2 separate regions of the Homo sapiens genome follow, and region 2 is linked to region 1. A link is an interaction called in ENCODE POLR2A ChIA-PET data of the cell type or tissue named here. Cell type or tissue: MCF 10A. All regions are shown on one strand. Each heading gives the region's core, and the rest is flanking DNA. Links, peaks and the distances in the headings are about the cores only. Region 1 overlaps ROR2 (receptor tyrosine kinase like orphan receptor 2). Region 2 holds the start of LOC107987094 (a long non-coding RNA gene).

Evidence for each region. ChIA-PET counts read pairs that join two places held together with the same protein. Peaks named below come from ENCODE experiments on the same cell type or tissue, not always from the same donor. Only the 100,000 strongest peaks of a DNase experiment are listed, where the experiment ranks them.
Region 2: POLR2A ChIA-PET joins it to region 1 with 5 read pairs; 4 of 35 experiments call an interaction of 5 or more read pairs at or near these places.

Annotation. Positions count from the first base shown.
Region 1 is chr9:91,939,406-91,948,111 of GRCh38, reverse strand. All of the region lies in intron 1 of ROR2 (receptor tyrosine kinase like orphan receptor 2), which reads left to right. Among named protein-coding and RNA genes, the nearest start is that of ROR2, 6.5 kb to the left of the region's middle. RefSeq lists enhancers at 2,400-2,901, 7,619-8,133. In MCF 10A, for the core only: no CTCF peak of the experiment used is centred there; a DNase peak (open chromatin) is centred at 4,051.
Region 2 is chr9:92,002,624-92,011,329 of GRCh38, reverse strand. It overlaps LOC107987094 (a long non-coding RNA gene), which reads left to right and starts at 6,824. Exons shown (of 3, transcript XR_001746836.2): 1 at 6,824-7,302. It also overlaps the pseudogene RPL21P82. In MCF 10A, for the core only: no CTCF peak of the experiment used is centred there; no DNase peak of the experiment used is centred there.

The sequences.
Region 1 (8,706 bases), core at 1,878-6,877:
TTTGGGTGAAGGAATTTAAACACTCATAGTTTCCAGTGAATGTACAAATGTCTTATATGAACAAAGCAATTGGAGTCGTTTTCTTTAATTTTTGAACCCTGTTCTTTTTCTAGTGAAATACTCATAATCTTTATAGGAGAGGGCATAGGATATAATTCTCTTCGTTCTGTATGGCTAGGTTAACAAAATCCAAAGAGTATGATAATTTTTATTCAAAATAATAATAAAATTATATGATTACAGGAGATTTGAGTGTTTGGGATCTTTTCTGCTGTGAAAAGAGGAGTCCCTGTTATTTGAGTGTGTTTTATCCACGAAATAATTTATTATGTAAAACTATTTAGGGGTTTTTCTAAAAGGATTTGTAAGTTCTTATTCCACATTTTAATAGCAAGACTCTGTTTCCTCTGATGACAAATACTGATTTGGGACTATATACCAATCCTAGGTAGGGTAGGTGGGGAACGATGGAGCATTAGGGTCCCCCCAGCCCCCATTTTTGGCAGTGTAGTGTTTACTTTTGGCCCAGATCCCTGGAGTGATGGTGGTAATAAATAATGATAGTGATCCGTCTAGAAGAAATCCATCTAGAAGAAAATAAATGGAAACATCTTGAATAAGAAGACTTTGTGGAAAAAGAAAAGTTTTTATGTATATAGTAAGGCAACATATTTTTCTTATTACGGCTGTGTACCAAGCACAGAGCTACACATTTGAAATTTTTCAGTATAATTGTGAGATCCTGCTTAACTCTCATGTCCACTTCATAAAGCATGTCACCCTGAAAATCTGATCGCCGTGGACCCTATGTGACACTCAGTGTAACTGAGAGGGCTCTGGAAAGCCAAGCTGAACTTTTAATTAGTAAAGCAAATCATGGAAAACTGACAAGTCTGCTTTATATTTTATATGTAAAAAAGCAACATGGGTTTTTTAAAATGTGCGTTTTCCAGGGGTAGTTTTTGGTGACTGCTCTGCAGATTTTTAAGGCAATGTTAAACAACATTTTTATTTTTATTGTGAAACCTTTTTTTTATTGTTTATTCAAAGTGCTGCTGTAATTGGTGTTTGTATGTCTCTCTCTTAAGTGTGGTTTGCAGTGAATCACTTGTTGCCCCTTAAACAGTTAGCCTGGATTTAACCTCCAAGAGATTAAGTCTGGCAGAGTCTGAATTTTACACTGCTCTTTTCTTTGGAAGCTCTTCTGAAATCAGTGGAATAGAAATACAGGGGTACGAACAGCTCATCTGACAGGTAGGGAAGATTAATCCCCTTTAGAAAGGTTTCAGCTGGTGGACTGGCACTCCTTTAAAATGCATTCCCTGAGAGGCCAGGATGGGAAAAGTTATTAGTGAAATGGGAACTGGATGTGAAGGACTTGAGCTCCCTAATCTGCAGGACCTGGCTAGTCTGTTGTAGTGCTGGAAATTTGTGTACTCTTTGTAATCCTTTCCCTTGGAGAGTTCTAATTATATAATTCCACATTGTAGTCAGGGAAAAGAAAGTTAACGCTACAAACTGTTACTCCTTCCCAGGGTTTATAACCATCTTCTAAAATGGTTCCTTGATGACAGGCCTTTCCTTTTGGTGTTTATCTGGTTCATTCCCTGGGAACCTGGAGGGGACACTGTGAAGGACTCCCTCCTCCTCCTCTTCCACACCCCATCAGCGTCTTGTGGTTTCCACGTGGTGAAGGGCTGGGCAGCCCAATTTTGGGTTTACCTTGAGGTGCCTCCTTGGGGGCTCCTCGGGGCGGGCTCTTCCTTGCTCTTGCCCATTGGTTGTGACTCCATACATTGTCATTAGGATATTTCCTTTTTGGGAGCCCCGTGGTGACCACCAAGTGGAGAATACCAAGCATGTAAGGTTTCAAAGTAAAGAAACCAGGGGGCTTTGTTTTGCAGTGGAAGCATTGCTAGCTAGGTCTGGATTTTTATTGGTTGCACCCCAGCTGCATGGCCAATAGCAATTTCATGAAGGGACTGTTGGGTTGAAGGGACTGGCTTTGAAAACATTACTTCTCAGTGACCCTTTGGGCTCTTAGGTTCTGCTTTGCCCCACAACACCACCATAACACTGTTGAGGCTTTCAGTGGGTAGTGTGGGCTTCTTGAGTTTTGAAAGTAAAAATCCAAGCAACAAGAGGCGCTCCAGCCCATTAATTATAGCTGCAACTGGCCGGGGTTTTGTAGCAGCCGCCTTTTTCTAGCATGTATTTATTTGGTTTTGTTGAAGAGCTTGCCAAGTTGGAAACGAGGGCGGGACAGCTTTGCTTGCGTGTGCAGTTGTCATAAAATATGTCTGGGGTGTAATCTGTTTAAAATCATATTCGTAGAGTGGCCAAAGAATTGTTGAACAGTGTTGGGAATTTTCATAAAGCTTTTACAAAATAGGGAATTTTATTGGTGTGGTTGGCACTGTTTTTGGGATTTCTGTGGGTGTTTTCTTTTTAAGTCCTATCTCTGAAAAAAGCAAAAAACTCAAAAGCTAAAGGGAAGGAAATAATTACAGAAAAATGTAGCTTAATTCGACTAAGTAGCTTGGTCCTCTAGAAATCCTTAAGTTCTAGTGGGAAGTGGTGTGTATGTCTTTAATTGTCGCTGGAATGAGCTTCAGTAAGCACTCTGTCACTTTCTAGATGTTATCAGAGGAGAATGTGGCGGCTGCTTCAAGTCCTCCTGGAGTGGGGGAGGGTTCCCCTAAATCCCAAATACTCCTAGCCTAATGGTTTCCACACCCTCCTGGAGGGATAGTTAACACAATGGGCAGTTAAAATAAGGAAATGTTTAGGCCTGAACTCCTCATTGTAGGCTTGTGCTGTGGAATATAGTAGCCACCAGGCACACACAGCTATATAAGTTAAAATTAATTAAAATTAAAAGAAATTAAAGATTCACTTCCTCCCCTTCACTGGCTTCATTTCAGGTGTCAGTAGCCACAAATTGCTATGCAAAAATGTCACTGGGATTTTAGTAGAGGTTGCATTGAATTGGTAGATGGATCTGAGTAGTATTAACTTTTTTTTTTTTTTTTGAGTTAAGGTCTTGCTCTGTCACCCAGGCTGGAGTGCAGTGGTGCAAACACGGCTCACTACCTCTGGCCTTAACCTCCTGGGCTAAGCCTCTACCTCCTGGGCTCAAGTTATCCTCCCATCTTAGCCTCTGAAGTAGCTGGAACCACAGGCACGCGCTACCGTGCCTGGCTAATTCTTTGATTTTTTTTCGTAGAGATGGAGGTCCACTTGTGTTGCCCAGGCTGGTCTTGAACTCCTGGGCTGAAGGGATTCCCCACCCCCACCCCAGTCCTGGGATCGTAGGCATGAGCCACCTCACTGGCCATCATCTTAACAGTATTGTCTTCCTGTCCATAAACACAGGATGTCTTAACATTTATTTAGACCTTTCATTTCTTTCAGCAATGTTTTTTAGTTTTTAGTGTATGAGTCTTTTGCCTCTTAAGTTAAATCTATTCCTGAGTATTTTATTCTTTTCGAGCTGTTGTAATTGGAATTGTGTTTTTTAAATTTCCTTTTCACATTGCCCACTGTTAGTGCACAGAAATGTAACATTTTTGTGTGTTGATTTTCTAACCTGCAAGCTTGTGGAATTTGCTTATTAGCTCAAATAGCATTTTTGTAGCTCTTATTCTGTATGTAAAGTCGTATCATCTACAAATAGGCATAATTTTACTTCTTCCTTTACAATTTGGATGCCTTTTATTATTTTTGGTCTTGCCTAATTGCTCAGCCTGGAACTTCCAATACAGTCATGGGCCAAATAATGATGTTTTCAGACGATGGACCACCTATATGACAGTGGTCCCATAAGATAACACTACTGTATATGACTGTGCCTTTTATATGGTTAGATACACAAATGCTTCCCATCCTGTTACAGTTGCCTACAGTATTCAGTACAGCCACATGCTGTATAGGTTTGTTGTAGCCTAGGAGAAGTAGGCTACACCACATAGCCTAGGTGTGCAGTTTGTGTGAGGGACACTCTATGATGTTCATATGATGATGAAATTGCCCAGGGACACATTTCCCAGAATGTATCGTCATCGTTGAGCAACGCATGACTGTACTGTGTTGAATAGAAGAGGTGAAAATGGGCATTCTTGTCTTGTTCCTGATCTTGGAGGAAAAGCTTTCAGTCTTTTAACATTGAGTGTGATGTTTGCTGGGCTTGTCGTATATGGCTTTTACTATGTTGAGGTGGTTTCCTTTCTATTAGTTTATTCTCATTTTTTGGTATATTTTTGACTTTTAGAACATGCTAACATTCTACAAGTTCAAAAAATAAATCACTAAGAATAGCAGGAAACTAGAATTGAATACAAAGAAGCACATAAATGCAAATGTGTTGCAAATGAGTAACATGACTACACAGATGGGGGAAAAGAAACCGTAATGTTGGACTCAGTGCTTTGACGGTGTATCCTCAGCCTACAGGAGAAACAACAACCTGAAAGCAAAACTGGCACCCTTCTTAGTAGGTTTGATTTTCATAGTGGTGTGGGTATATCCATTCTGAAATGACTTTGTGTGAATTGTGAGATTAGACAGATAAGAAGTGTGTTAATAGTGTTGTAGCCAGGGTGCTCACTGAGGAAGGAGGGAGATATAAGGATGGAATAGGGGAAGGCAAGGAAGAATCTGGAGGGGTTGAATTGGAATTGGAGGTATCAGTGTAACTCATGCTTTCATTTATATATATATTTGGTATATATTATGTTAAATTATGCACCGTAATTTGTAAAACATACTCTACACATAACAGTTATTTCTTAGCACCTCATTAGCAGTGAGCTTTCTTAGTGCCCAGATGTTGGTTTCTCAATACTGTTGCATCTTAAAGGAGCTAGAGAACCTTGGAGAAATGACTGAATATGGGATGGGGACAGGGAAAAATACACAATAAGCCTGAAACGTGTTCTTGTGTTAGAACGCAAGTGAGTGGTGAAAAGTGGTGGGGGCATGGCAGATGTACTCAGGGGCCAACTTGAAGGAGTTGCAGCCAAGTCTGGGACCATTTAGGCATCAGAATAAATAAAGACAAGCATGGATTATACAAGGAACAAAATAGGCATCCAGGACTCACCATTGATAATAAGTACATAACTATATGTATGAGTTTCTTAGGCCTGCTGTAGCAAAATGCCATAAACGGGGTGACCTAAAAACCAGAAATGTATTCTCCCACAGTTTTAGAGGCTAGAAGTCCAAAATCAAGGTGGCGGCAGGGCCACGATCCCTCCCAGGGCTCTAGGGGAGAAAACTTTTTTGCCTCTTTTAGTTCCTGGTGGCTCATGGTGCCCTTGGTTTGGAGCTATATCACTTTGACTTCTATCGCCATTTTCACATGACCTTTTATTGTAAGGACACCAGTGATTGGATTTAGGGACCACTGTAAATACAGGATGATTTAATCTCATGTTCCTTATTACTACTGGAAAGACTATTTCCAAATAAGGTCACTTTCTGAGCTTCTGGGTGGATAGGGAAACACTAATTTACTACAAAACCTAAGTGGGAGGGGTGGGGAAGAGAGGGCACTTCCTAGAGCAAAGTGCCAACTGATAAATGGGAGGCGAGTTGGGAATAATCACATTTTACAGCAATAACTGTACGGATTGATTTGGGCAGGCGTCATGAATGAGTGCTAAACTCATTAAAGAAGACATGTTTGATGAGGAGCAGGAAATGTCTGTGGTCTCAAAGGATTTCCCCACAGATTCCTTGTTGGCAAGGGACAGTTGCTAACTGTAGACTGGCGAGATTTGCATCCCAATACCTGGGTGGTCCAGGTTAATGCCACAGATTTGGGCAGATGGATGCCGTCCTTCCCAAGAGCATACATCATTTAGGTTGCTTTCTATCTGGGGAAGAGAGTCTGATTATGAGCAAAAATCAGCAAACGAAATGGAGGGACATTCTATGAAACAATGGTCTGTAGCAAAAATTGTCGAGGACATGAGCGATGAAACAGGGCAGGCCAGGTCCAGCTTGAAGAAGACCACAGGGGCCTGGTGTGGTGGCTCACGCCTGTAATCCTAGCACTTTGGGAGGCTGAGGCCAGCGGATCACAAGGTCAGGAATTCAAGACCAGCCTGGCCAACATGGTGAAACCTCGTCCTCACTAAAAATACAAAAGTTAGCCGGGCGTGGTGACATGTGCCTGTAATTCCAGCTACTAGGGAGGCTGAAGCAGGAGAATCACTTGAACCCGGGAGGTGGAGGCTGCAGTGAGCCGAGATCGTGCCACTACACTCCAGTCTGGGCAGCAGAGCAACACCCTGTCTCAAAAATGAAAGAGAAGAGAAGAGAAGAGAAAGGAGGGCAGGGCGGGGCTGGGCGGGGTGGGGAGACAGTACAATACAGTACACCACAGGGTAGGTAGAGAAGACAGTACAATACAATACACCACAGGGACAAGGCAGTCCAGTGCATGTGCTGGCCCTGACCCTGTGCTGGAGGGAAAAACATGCTGTCGTGGATACTAACGGAACCACTGAGGAAATTGGAAGGTGAGCGTAAGTTATTTAAACGTGTTGTCAGACTTGTCTTTCCTGAGTTTGTTAATTGTGCAGAGGTGGTGTAAGAGGATGTCTGTACTCATAGGACATACACGCTGCCATGTTAAAGGATAAAGGGGCTTGATGTCTCCAGCCTACTATTGTCATCTCAGACCATGATAAAGCCCATGGGGCAAGAGTGACACATTAGTGAACCTGGGCAAAGAGTAGAGGGAAGTTTCATGCACCATTCTTGTAACTTCTCTGTAAAGGCGAAATGGTTTCAAAGTAAAGAATTAAGGCCGGGCACGGTGGCTCACGCCTGTAATCCCAGCACTTCTGGAGGCTGAGGCGGGGGGATCACGAGGTCAGCAGATCGAGACCATCTTGGCTAACACGGTGAAACCCCGTCTCTACTAAAAATACAAAAAATTAGCTGGGCACGGTGGTGGGCGCCTGTAGTCCCAGCTACTTGGGAGGCTGAGGCAGGAGAATGGTGTGAACCCAGGAGGCGGAGCTTGCAGTGAGCCGAGATAGCGCCATGGCAGTCTGGCCTGGGTGAAAGAGCGAGACTCCATCTCAAAAAAAAAAAAAAAAAAAAGAATTAAAAATGTTAAATTCTAACAATGGATGGCTGAAGCCAGTGCAATGAACAATGGAGTTTAGCACATGCTGTTAAAAGAAAGACTCAAGGCCCGGCGAGGTGGTGGCTCACGCCTGTAATCCCAGCACTTTGGGAGGCTGAGGAAGGTGAATCACCTGAGGTCAGGGGTTCAAGACCAGCCTGTCCAAAATGGTGAAACCCCATCTCTACTAAAAATACAAAAATTAGCCGGGGGTGGGGGCTGGGTGCCTGTAATCCCAACTACTCGGGAGGCCGAGACAGAGACAGGAGGATCACTTGGACCCAGGAGGCAGAGGTCACAGTGAGCGGAGATCGAGCCACTGCACTCTAGCCTGGGTGACAGAGCAAGACTCTGTCTCAAGAAAAAAAAAAAAAAAGAATTGCACGTTATGATTTTATTGGAAATGGTGTCACAGGGACTGAGGATGGATGCGATCCAGGTGCTTTTGAGGCCAGACAGCATTTCATTGAAGGGACTGAAAATCTCTGTCTTTGTCTAGTTTCTGGATTGCCCCAAGTTTTCTGATTTTTCTTTCTTAAGATTTTTATTATAGAAATTCCAACACACATAAAATTAGACGACTGCAGTGAACCGCTGTATATTTTTCACTCAGCTTCAACAGTTGCCACGTTCATTTCGTTTCATTTCCCCCGGCCTACTTAACAGTCCCCAGACAGCCTTAATTGTTTACCTGAAAATACTTCAGCATGAATGGTAAGAACTGTTTTTTTCACACCATCTCAATACTGTTATCAACAAGGAGCCCTGGTGTTGTCTGATACCCAGCCCTGCTGGAAATGGCCTTTCACACTTGATTTGCGCACAGCGGGGCTGAGTTGCCATGAATGCAGCTGTGCTCTGGGGTTCCCGTGGGCTTGGAAGCTCCGAATTCTGGAAGGTGTTGCTTCCCTGCATCACATAGGCTGTGGCCCTCTGGGTGCAGAGCCCAGGAACCTGGGCTTGGAGTGGCACTGAGTCTCTCTTGGACATCTTTGTGCAGGTGAATGTGGGGTGGGGCCCGGAGATTCAGGCCACGAGGCATCTGCTGAGCCTTGTTTAATCCAGCCCTTCCCAGTCCCGTTTATTCTGGAGCCCTCTTTTGGTGGGTGCTCTTGTTACCACCTCCTTCAGCACAGCCTGTGGCATGGACCAGTCTCCACTGTACTCAGAACACTGGCTTTATGAAAACAAATGCAGTATTAATGCGTAGAAAGGAGGGAGGAGGCACTTTCACTTCCGTGTGTTTACTGCCCCTCTTCTTCTTTTTTCCAGTAACAAACACAAAATACTCAATTTTCTCCTTCTTGGTGTGGAGGCTTTGACATCCCACTGTGGGATGGAGAGATGGCCTTTACCACAGAGAGAACAGATGAGGGATCAACATCCAGAGTATGTAAAAGAATTCACAAGATCAGTGAGAAAAAGATGAACGCCCCAGTTAAACGAGGGACAAAAGGTACAGTCAGGCAGTTTGCAGAAGAACAAATACAAAAGGCCACAAACTTGTGAAAAGTGTGGCCTTATTAGGATTCAAGAAAATGCAGATTATAAAACAGTTATCCCAA
Region 2 (8,706 bases), core at 2,425-7,424, 63 kb before region 1:
CAGAAAATGTACTAAACAACAGTTTAGTTTTCAGAGCCCTTGCAGTTCTATTCTGGTTTGCCTCATTCTTCTGACATTTTTGAAATTCTCACTTAATTCCTGCTGGGGCTCCCTTAAGGAGTGGAAGTTACTTTCCTGGATCACCTGATGTTCCTAGGCCAACCTCTGCCATAGGAGTTAAAAGGGGCTGAAGCCACTGGGCTTATCTTTGTGTGTCACTTCATGTGCATTATATGCCCTTTGTGATAAAGGGTAGGGAGATGCTGGGCTTTGCTAATGCTGCCCCTGTGGATGGATTAGCCCACTCACCAATTACCCAAGTGTGGAGTAAGGATTGGGTCAACCCAGCAGGGTTTTGGAGGAAAATCAGGCCACCTGTTTGTGGCCAGTTGTGAAACAGGAGTTAGAGCTCCCCATTTGGTCTCTGTTGTGCTTCCCCTTTACCCAGTTCTCCAGCCAGACTTTTGTTTGTCTGTCTGATTGTTTGTCTATGCCTATTGGAGGTTTCAGGCCTCTCTGGCATCCAGTCTGGGGTCATATGGGAGATAAAAAGAAAAACCAGGGAACTCACCAGGTTGTCATTTCTGAAGTTTTAAGGTCTCTAACCTATCTACCTTCTTCTCTCAAGCACTCAGAATTCTTTTATCATTGTCTGTTGAATGATTTCCAGGGTATTTTGTTATTTTCAGAGGTGTTAGAGGGTAAGAGGAGAAAAAAGTGAATCTATACTTTCTCTTTTTTTTGTTGTTGTTTTCTTTTCTTTTTTTTTCAGATGGAGTCTCACTCTGTCGCCCAGACTGGAGTGCAGTGGCGCAATTTTGGCTCACTGCAACCTCTGCCTCCCGGGTTTAAGCAATTCTTATTGCCTCAGCCTCCCGAGTAGCTGGGATTACAGGCATGCACCACTATGCCCCGCCAATTTTTTTTTTTTCTTTTTTTTGAGACGGAGTCTTGCTCTGTCGCCAGGCTGGAGTGCAGTGGTGTGACCTCAGCTGACTGCAACCTCCACCCCCTGGGTTCAAGCAATTCCCCTGCCTCAGCCTCCCGAGGAGCTGGGACTACAGGCACCTGCCACCATGCCTGGCTAATTTTTTGTATTTTGGTGGAGACGGGGTTTCACCATGTTGGCCAGGATAGTCTCAATCTCCTGACCTCGTGATCCACCCACCTCGGCCTCCCAAAGTGCTGGGATTACAGGCGTGAGCCTTTGTGCCCAGCCTCAATTTTTGTATTTTTGGTAGAAACAGGGTTTCATAATGTTGGCCAGGCTGGTCTGGAACTCCTGACCACAAACGATCTGCTCACTTCAGCCTCCCAAAGTGCTGGGATTATAGGCATGAGCCACCACAGCAAGCCATCTATACTTTCTTGTTCTTGAACTAGAAGTGTCATTTATGACTTTACAAATAAAAATGGGAATGAACCATTAAGTTCCATAGTGACAGGCGTCATTGCTGGGCGTTGGTACAGAGTGGACATTCTATAATGATTTGTTGAATGAATGAATGAATAAATGAATGAATGAACAAAGTTTTCATACTTCAATTTCAGTATACTTAAGCCATTTGTAAGATAGAGCCTCGGCCGGGCACGGTGGCTCACGCCTGTAATCCCAGCACTTTGGGAGGCCGAGGCGGGCAGATCACGAGGTCAGGAGTTCGAGACCAGTCTGGCCAACATAGTGAAACCCCGTCTCTACTAAAAATATCAAAAAAATTAGCCAGGCGTGGTGGTATGTGCCTGTAATCCCAGCTACTTTTTGGAGGCTGAGGCAGGAGAATTGTGTGAACCTGGGAGGCAGAGGTTGCAGTGAGCCGAGATCGCACCACTGCACTCCAGTCTGGGTGACAGAACGAGACTCCGTCTCAAAAAATAAAATAAAATAAAATAAAAGACAGAGCCTCATACCTCTGAATTCTTGGGCAAGTATCTATTAGGGTTTAAGGCTGCATCTTTCTGAGAAAATATCATGTTGATTGCTAATCTGAAGTAAAGACGTTACTATTTTCCAAAAGCTGATGATACTGCTATCTACTTATACCTGTCCATCCATCCATCCATCCATCCATCCATCCATACATACATACATACATCCACCCACCCACTCACCTATCCATCCTTTCATTCATTGACCCATCAGTCTATCTGTCCATTCATCTGTTCATCCATCTGTCTGTCGGTCTGATGTATCTATTTATCTATCTAATCACCCTGAGGTCTCCTTTTCTCTTCTTCAAAAAGAATATTTGCTATTCAGGGCCAGGCATGGTGGCTCACACCTGTAATCCCAGCACTTTGGGAGGCCGAGGCGGGTGGATCACGAGGTCAAGAGATCAAGACCATCCTGGCCAACATGGTGAAACCCCATCTCTACTAAAAATATAAAAATTAGCCAGGTGTGGTGGCATGCGCCTGTAGTCCCAGCTACTTGGGAGGCTGAGGCAGGAGAATCGCTTGAACCCAGGAGGTGGAGGTTACAGTGAGCTGAGATCACGCCACTGCACTCCAGCCTGGCAACAGAGTGAGACTCTGTCTCAAAAAAAAAAAAAAAAAAAAAAAAAAGAATATTTGCTATTCAGTATCCAGTTATACTGAGCATAATAAGTTAGGACTGGAAACCACCCCCTTAGCTGGAATCTTTCTTCAGAAAAGATGCCGGCATTTAACATACCGAAATGACAAAATTTTTAGATTTTACTCTTGATAGTGCTGGATCAACATGACAGAATGTCAGCATTTTTTAAAGACTTAAATGTCTAGATTTCTACTAAATTTCCTTCAGCTCACACTCCCTTTTCCCTGTAAATATGATGATGATTCTCAGATGTGGCTTTTTAAATGAAAGCATCTTAATTACGCAGTAAATAACTCGTACAGTAAGAGACCAACTGCATGGGGATGCATTTCACATAGGATCACACTCGCTGGGTTTTGTTTCTTACATCTAAATTTTACTCCACAACAGATACCCAACTTTTTGTATTCAAGAGATGAAATGCATAAGGAATTCATTAAGAAATCAGGCTTTGGTGGGACAGCTTTGATTTGACACTTTTGAAATACGATCCAGGTCATGGCAGTGAGTGATGCTGACCTCTTTTTTGGCAAGAGCATCTGGACTTTATTATTTTAAATCAGGTTGTGGGGTGCTGGTATCCACTCCTCTCTGAAACTGCTACTGCAGCAGGCCTTACATCCTGAGACTATTTGGGAAATTAATATGGGTTCTAAATATTTATAAATAAATTTTATATTTATTCTTGATTTTGTTGTTTTGTACCTCACTTTATAAATCTTTAGAATTCCAAGGTAACAACCTTTTATGGTTTATCTGTAATGGTGGCCTTCATGCCACAGATAAATCAAATCTATGTCATTTGATTAGTATTTAATTTATTCCCTCAGAAGCATAAGTAACACTGAATAGATTATTTATGAATGTTTGTTAAATGAATGGAAAATTACTCCAAAATAAACTATCATTAAAAACATGTGAGTGGGCCAGGCACGATGGCTCATACCTGTAATCCCAGCACTTTGGGAGGCCAAGGTGGGTGGATCATTTGAGGTCAGGAGTTCGAGACCAGCCTGGCCAACATGGTGAAACCCGGTCTCTACTAAAAATACAGAAATTAGCTGGGCATGGTGGTGGGCACCTGTAATCCCAGCTACTCGGGAAGCTGAGGCAGAAGAATTGCTTGAGCTCAGGAAGCGGAGGTTGCAGTGAGCCAAGATCGCACCATTGCACTCCAGCCTGGGCGACAGAGCAATACTCTGTCTCTCAAAAAAACAAAACAAAACAAAACAAATGTGAGTGTGCTATGGGAGGTGAATTAGGTGGATTTTTGGCTACCTGCACACTTCACTCCCTTTTATTTCCAGTGGTCAAGAGTTCAAAACAAAACTATCTCTTTAATTCCATTCCTAACTGAAGTTAAACAAGACAGGGTAAAATTGGGTTCAACCTCAGTTTTCAGCAGCTAATATGTACTGTTTTCTGATTTTGGGGATGCTTATTTTTCAGGATCAGAGTCTGGTTAAAAAAAAAGAAGAAGAAAAGAAAAACCACTTTCACATCTAAAGAATTTACCAGCTGTTTCTATTCCTTCTTTTCTATTGTTTCTGAAATACTGTCACACATTCACTTGTCAATTTCATAGAAACAAAATTCCAAGTTTCAAAGTTGAACAGGATATTTCCATGAGCTTTCATATTCGTAAAAGACTTTGTAAAAAAATATTTTGAGAAGAGATTCTGCATAAGAAAGAAATCTGTGCCAGCTCTGTAGATCTAGAATGCAGATTCTCATTTATATACAGGTCAGGGGACCTAATTGGATCTTCCCCATTCTTCTCCCCAAGACTTATCGTAAAATTACTCAAGGTTGTAGAATATTTGTATCTGCTGTATTATATCTCAAAGCTCTCTAATAAATTGCATCCCATTTTAAACCCCACAAAATCCACTTACAGGTGAGAAAGCAGAGACAGAAAAACTAATTCACTTGACTGTGATCTCACAACCAGGACACAACCCAGACCCACTCTTAACTCCTGTTCATTACCATACAGTACTTTTCTCTTTACCACACAGCAATCCAAAATGGGTTAAAAATAGCCCTGGAATATAAAATCTTGGACAAACAATAATTTCCAAAGGGCTCTTGGATCTCCACTAACTTCTAACAACCCCTTTGTTCCCCTAAGCTGTAAGATTCTCTGTGTCCCACCTTCTACTTTTTTTTCATTGAACAGTCCAGAGGTCTTTTATTTTTTTTAACGCCTATTATGCCATGAATTCATAGGGAATAGGTACCAGCAGCTCAGGCTGCTTCCCATTGGTTCTCACAAAGTGTGCTTCTCTGGGTGGAGCAGGCTGGCACTTCAGTTGAACCCAGGCACCTTTCTCTTTGGCTTCTTTCTTTTACTGATCATTTTCTTTCACACGTTTCAGGAAGCTATCTCGGCTCTTAGAGTGCTTAATGTACTCAATACACACATTAATTCTCTGGGCAAGAATCTTGCCCTTAACTTGTTTGTTTACGACAGTGCCAAGAGCATGCTGGGTAATATTGTAGACTCTTCCAGTTTTGTCAAGGTAACACTTGTGGGCCATTCCTTTTTGAGCAGTACCCATTCCCTTGGTGTCTACATTATCACCTTCCTTATAGATGTGCATATACGTGGCCAAAGGAACAACTCCATGTTTTCCAAAAGGCCTAGAGAACACATATCGGGTGCCTCTCCCCTTTCCCTTTGTGTTCGTCATTTTGGCGAATTACTGAAAGATGGCAGTTCTGGCTGAAAAGTCTACCTTCTACTTTTAAATGTAAGGTTTTTTCCCCTTCAAATTACAGCGTCTGCTTTTTTCTCTTTTATGTCAAAAATTACTTTTAAAACAAGAAAGTGAGAGAAACTAATTTATTTATTATTATTATTTTTTTTTTTTTTTTGAGATGGAGTCTCGCTTTGTCGTTCAGGCTGGAGTGCAGTGGCGCGATCTCAGCTTACTGCAAGCTGTGCCTCCCGGGTTCACGCCATTCTCCTGCCTCAGCCTCCGGAGTAGCTGGGACTACAGGCACGCGCCACCATGCCCGGCTCATTTTTTTGTTTTTTTTTTAGTAGAGACAGGGTTTCACCGTGTTAGCCAGGATGGTCTCGATCTCCTGACCTCGTGACCCGCCCGCCTCGGCCTCCCAAAGTGCTGGAATTACAGGTGTGAGCCATCGCGCCCGGCCTTATTTCTTAGAGAATACGTGTCTATTATAGTCTTGAGTACTTTGTTGATGAATATTCTTTTGTTGTTGTTGTTGTTGTTGTTTTTGAGACAGCGTCTCGCTCTGTCACTAGGCTGGAGTGCAGTGGCAGGGTCTCGGCTCACTGCAACCTCCACCTCCCGGGTTCAAGCGATTCTCCTGTATCAGCCTCCCAGAGTAGCTGAGACTACAAGTGCATGCCACCACTCCCAGCTAATTTTTGTATTTTTAGTAGAGACGGGGTTTCACCATGTTGGCCAGAATGGTCTCGATCTCCTGACCTCGTGATCCGCGCGCCTCGGCCTCCCAACTTTTGTTGTTTTTGAATTGCTCTTTATCTGATTTCTTTCCAGGCAGAATAGACTCTTAAATGTTAAGAACACAGGGCTTTCCAGCTGGGCGCGGTGGCTCAGGCCTGTAATCCCGGCACTTTGGGAGGCCGAGGCGGGTGGATCACCTGAGGTTAGGAGTTCGAGATCAGCCAATCAGCCTGGCCAACATGGCGAAACCCCGTCTCTGCTAAAAATACTAAAAATTAGCCAGTGGGTGCCTGTAATCCCAGCTCCTAGGGAGGCTGAGGCAGGAGAACCCCTTGAACCCAGGAAGCGGAGGTTGCAGTGAGCCAAGGTCATGCCATTGCACCCCATCCTGGGCAACAGAGCGAGACTCCGTCTCAAAAAGAAAATAAAAGAACATAGGGCTTTCCACCGGGTGCAGTGGCTCACGCCTGTAATCTTAGCACTTTGGGAGGCCAACGTGGATCACTTGAGGCCAGGAGTTCAAGACCAGCCATAGCCAACATGGCGAAACCCCATCTCTAGTAAAATACAAAAAAAAAAAAAAAAAAAAGCCAGGCTTGGTGGCCGCGCCCGTAATCCCAGCAGCTTGGGAGGCTGACGCTTGGGCAGCTGGGGCGCCAAGAATCACTTGAACCCGGGGCGGAGGCTGTAGTGAGCCGAGATTGCGCCGCTGCACTCCAGCCTGGGCGACAGAGCGAGATTCTGTCTCAAAAAAAAAAAAAAAAAAAGAACATAGAGCTTCGGAGTCAAGAAGATGGGAATTGGGAATTGGAATTTCAGTAATGGTCTCTCAGTTTCTTAGCCATGTGACCTCAGGGAGCTCGTTGAGGCTGTTTCCTCGTCTGCGAAATAAGGTACTACAATCGGCTTTACGGCGTCACGCAGCAAGAGCAGAGGTAACATTTAGGGCCGTCATTAACGCTATGGCAGGAGCGCGGATGATTCCAGCCCAGGGCCCGGCAGAGAGGGCGCTCTGTAGCACAGTGAGGTCTGAGAGTCCGCGTCTTGGCATCTAATTGAATGTCTACTACGATGTGGGTGGGTTCCAGCTCTCTCAGAAGCAGATCCTGAGAGAAGGACTGAAGTGCAAGCAGCTATGTGGGAGGTGATCCCAGGAAACGCCTGTAGGGGAGAGGAAAATGGAGCCGCCCAAGTCCCTGCAGGGACTTCACTGAGAAATAAATGACTGAGGCTTCCGCTGTGGACAACCGGGCTCAAGCCTGTTGGGACCTTCACGTCGACTGCTTGGTGAGAAGGAAGCCTGGCTGGCGACCCACGGCTCCTGCCCTGGTTGAGGAAGGACCGCGCCCCCCGCCAGGGGCCCGCAGCCCGAGGGAGAACTGCCTGCGCCCCTGGGGTACTGCGCCCAGTAATGCGTAGGGGCCCAGTTCCCTGCCCGGCTGTGCGGCCTCTCCCTGGTCTCTCTCTACACAGTGGCAGACCTACCCGGGCTGCTCCAGTAGACAGCAGGCTCACCTCCATCAGGCACCCATGCGGGTGCCCAGAAAGGCTGTCGAGGGCTCCCTACGAGGGAGGCGGGCCTGGGGGGAGCTGACAGCCGAGGGTGGCCTGCTGCCAGCTGGGGCAACAGGGTCTGCCCAGGAGCGGTCTATGCATGGCGTCTGTGTCCAGCACACTTGCCCTCTTCCAGAACTCTGACAGGCGGGGTCTCACTGCCCGGTGCCACCCCTCTGAGAACCATTCCTGGAGAAAAGACCTGTAGGTATGATCTGTGGAGGGGAGACTTGGCTTCCTGCCGACCACGCTCTGGTGGGAGCCACCAAGCCTCAAGCTTCCCTCACACACACGCAGCACAACCAGCGTCCTAGCGCCTTAGTCTTAAATAGGAGCAGAGAGGCAAGGATTACCAGCGCGGGAGGGGCAGACACAGCAGAACAAACAGAACAGAGACAATTCAGGTAGCAAAGTATTCACACATCCTCCTGTGGTTAGATACCATCAGAACTGGAAGAGAAAATCTGCACTCATGAATCGAGAATAATCAGGGACAGAGCTCTTGAAAATAGCCTGTTATTTATTTATTTTTATTTTTTTGAGACGGAATCTAGCTCTGTTGCCCAGGCTGGAGTACAGTGGCGCAATCTTGGCTCACTGCAACCTCCACCTCCTGGGTTCAAGCCATTCTCCTACATCAGTCTCCTGAGTAGCTGGGACTACAGGCATGCACTACCACACCCGGCTAATTTTTGTATTTTTAGTAGAGATGGGGTTTCACCATGTTGGCCAGGCTGGTCTCGAATTCCTGACCTCAGATGATCTGCCTGCCTCAGCCTCCCAAAGTGCTGGGATTACAGGCGTGAGCCACTGCGCCCAGCTGTTTTTTTAAACAAAGTTCAGTAGGTAGGTGGGAGACAAAATTAAGGAAATATCAGGGTAAGAGGGATAGAGAGATGGAAACTAGAAGAGAAAATATAAGAAATGTAGAGACTCATTCTTGGCAGTACAATATCTAATAAATTGGAGCTACTTGGGAGACTGAGACACTAGAATCGCTTGAACCCGCTTGCAGTGAGCCAAGACTGCACCACTGCACTCCGGCTTGGGTGACAGAGTGAAATTCTGTCTCAAAAAAAAAAAAAAAAAAAAAAAAGTCAGCTTTTTTTTTTTTTGATGGAATCTCGCGATTATCTA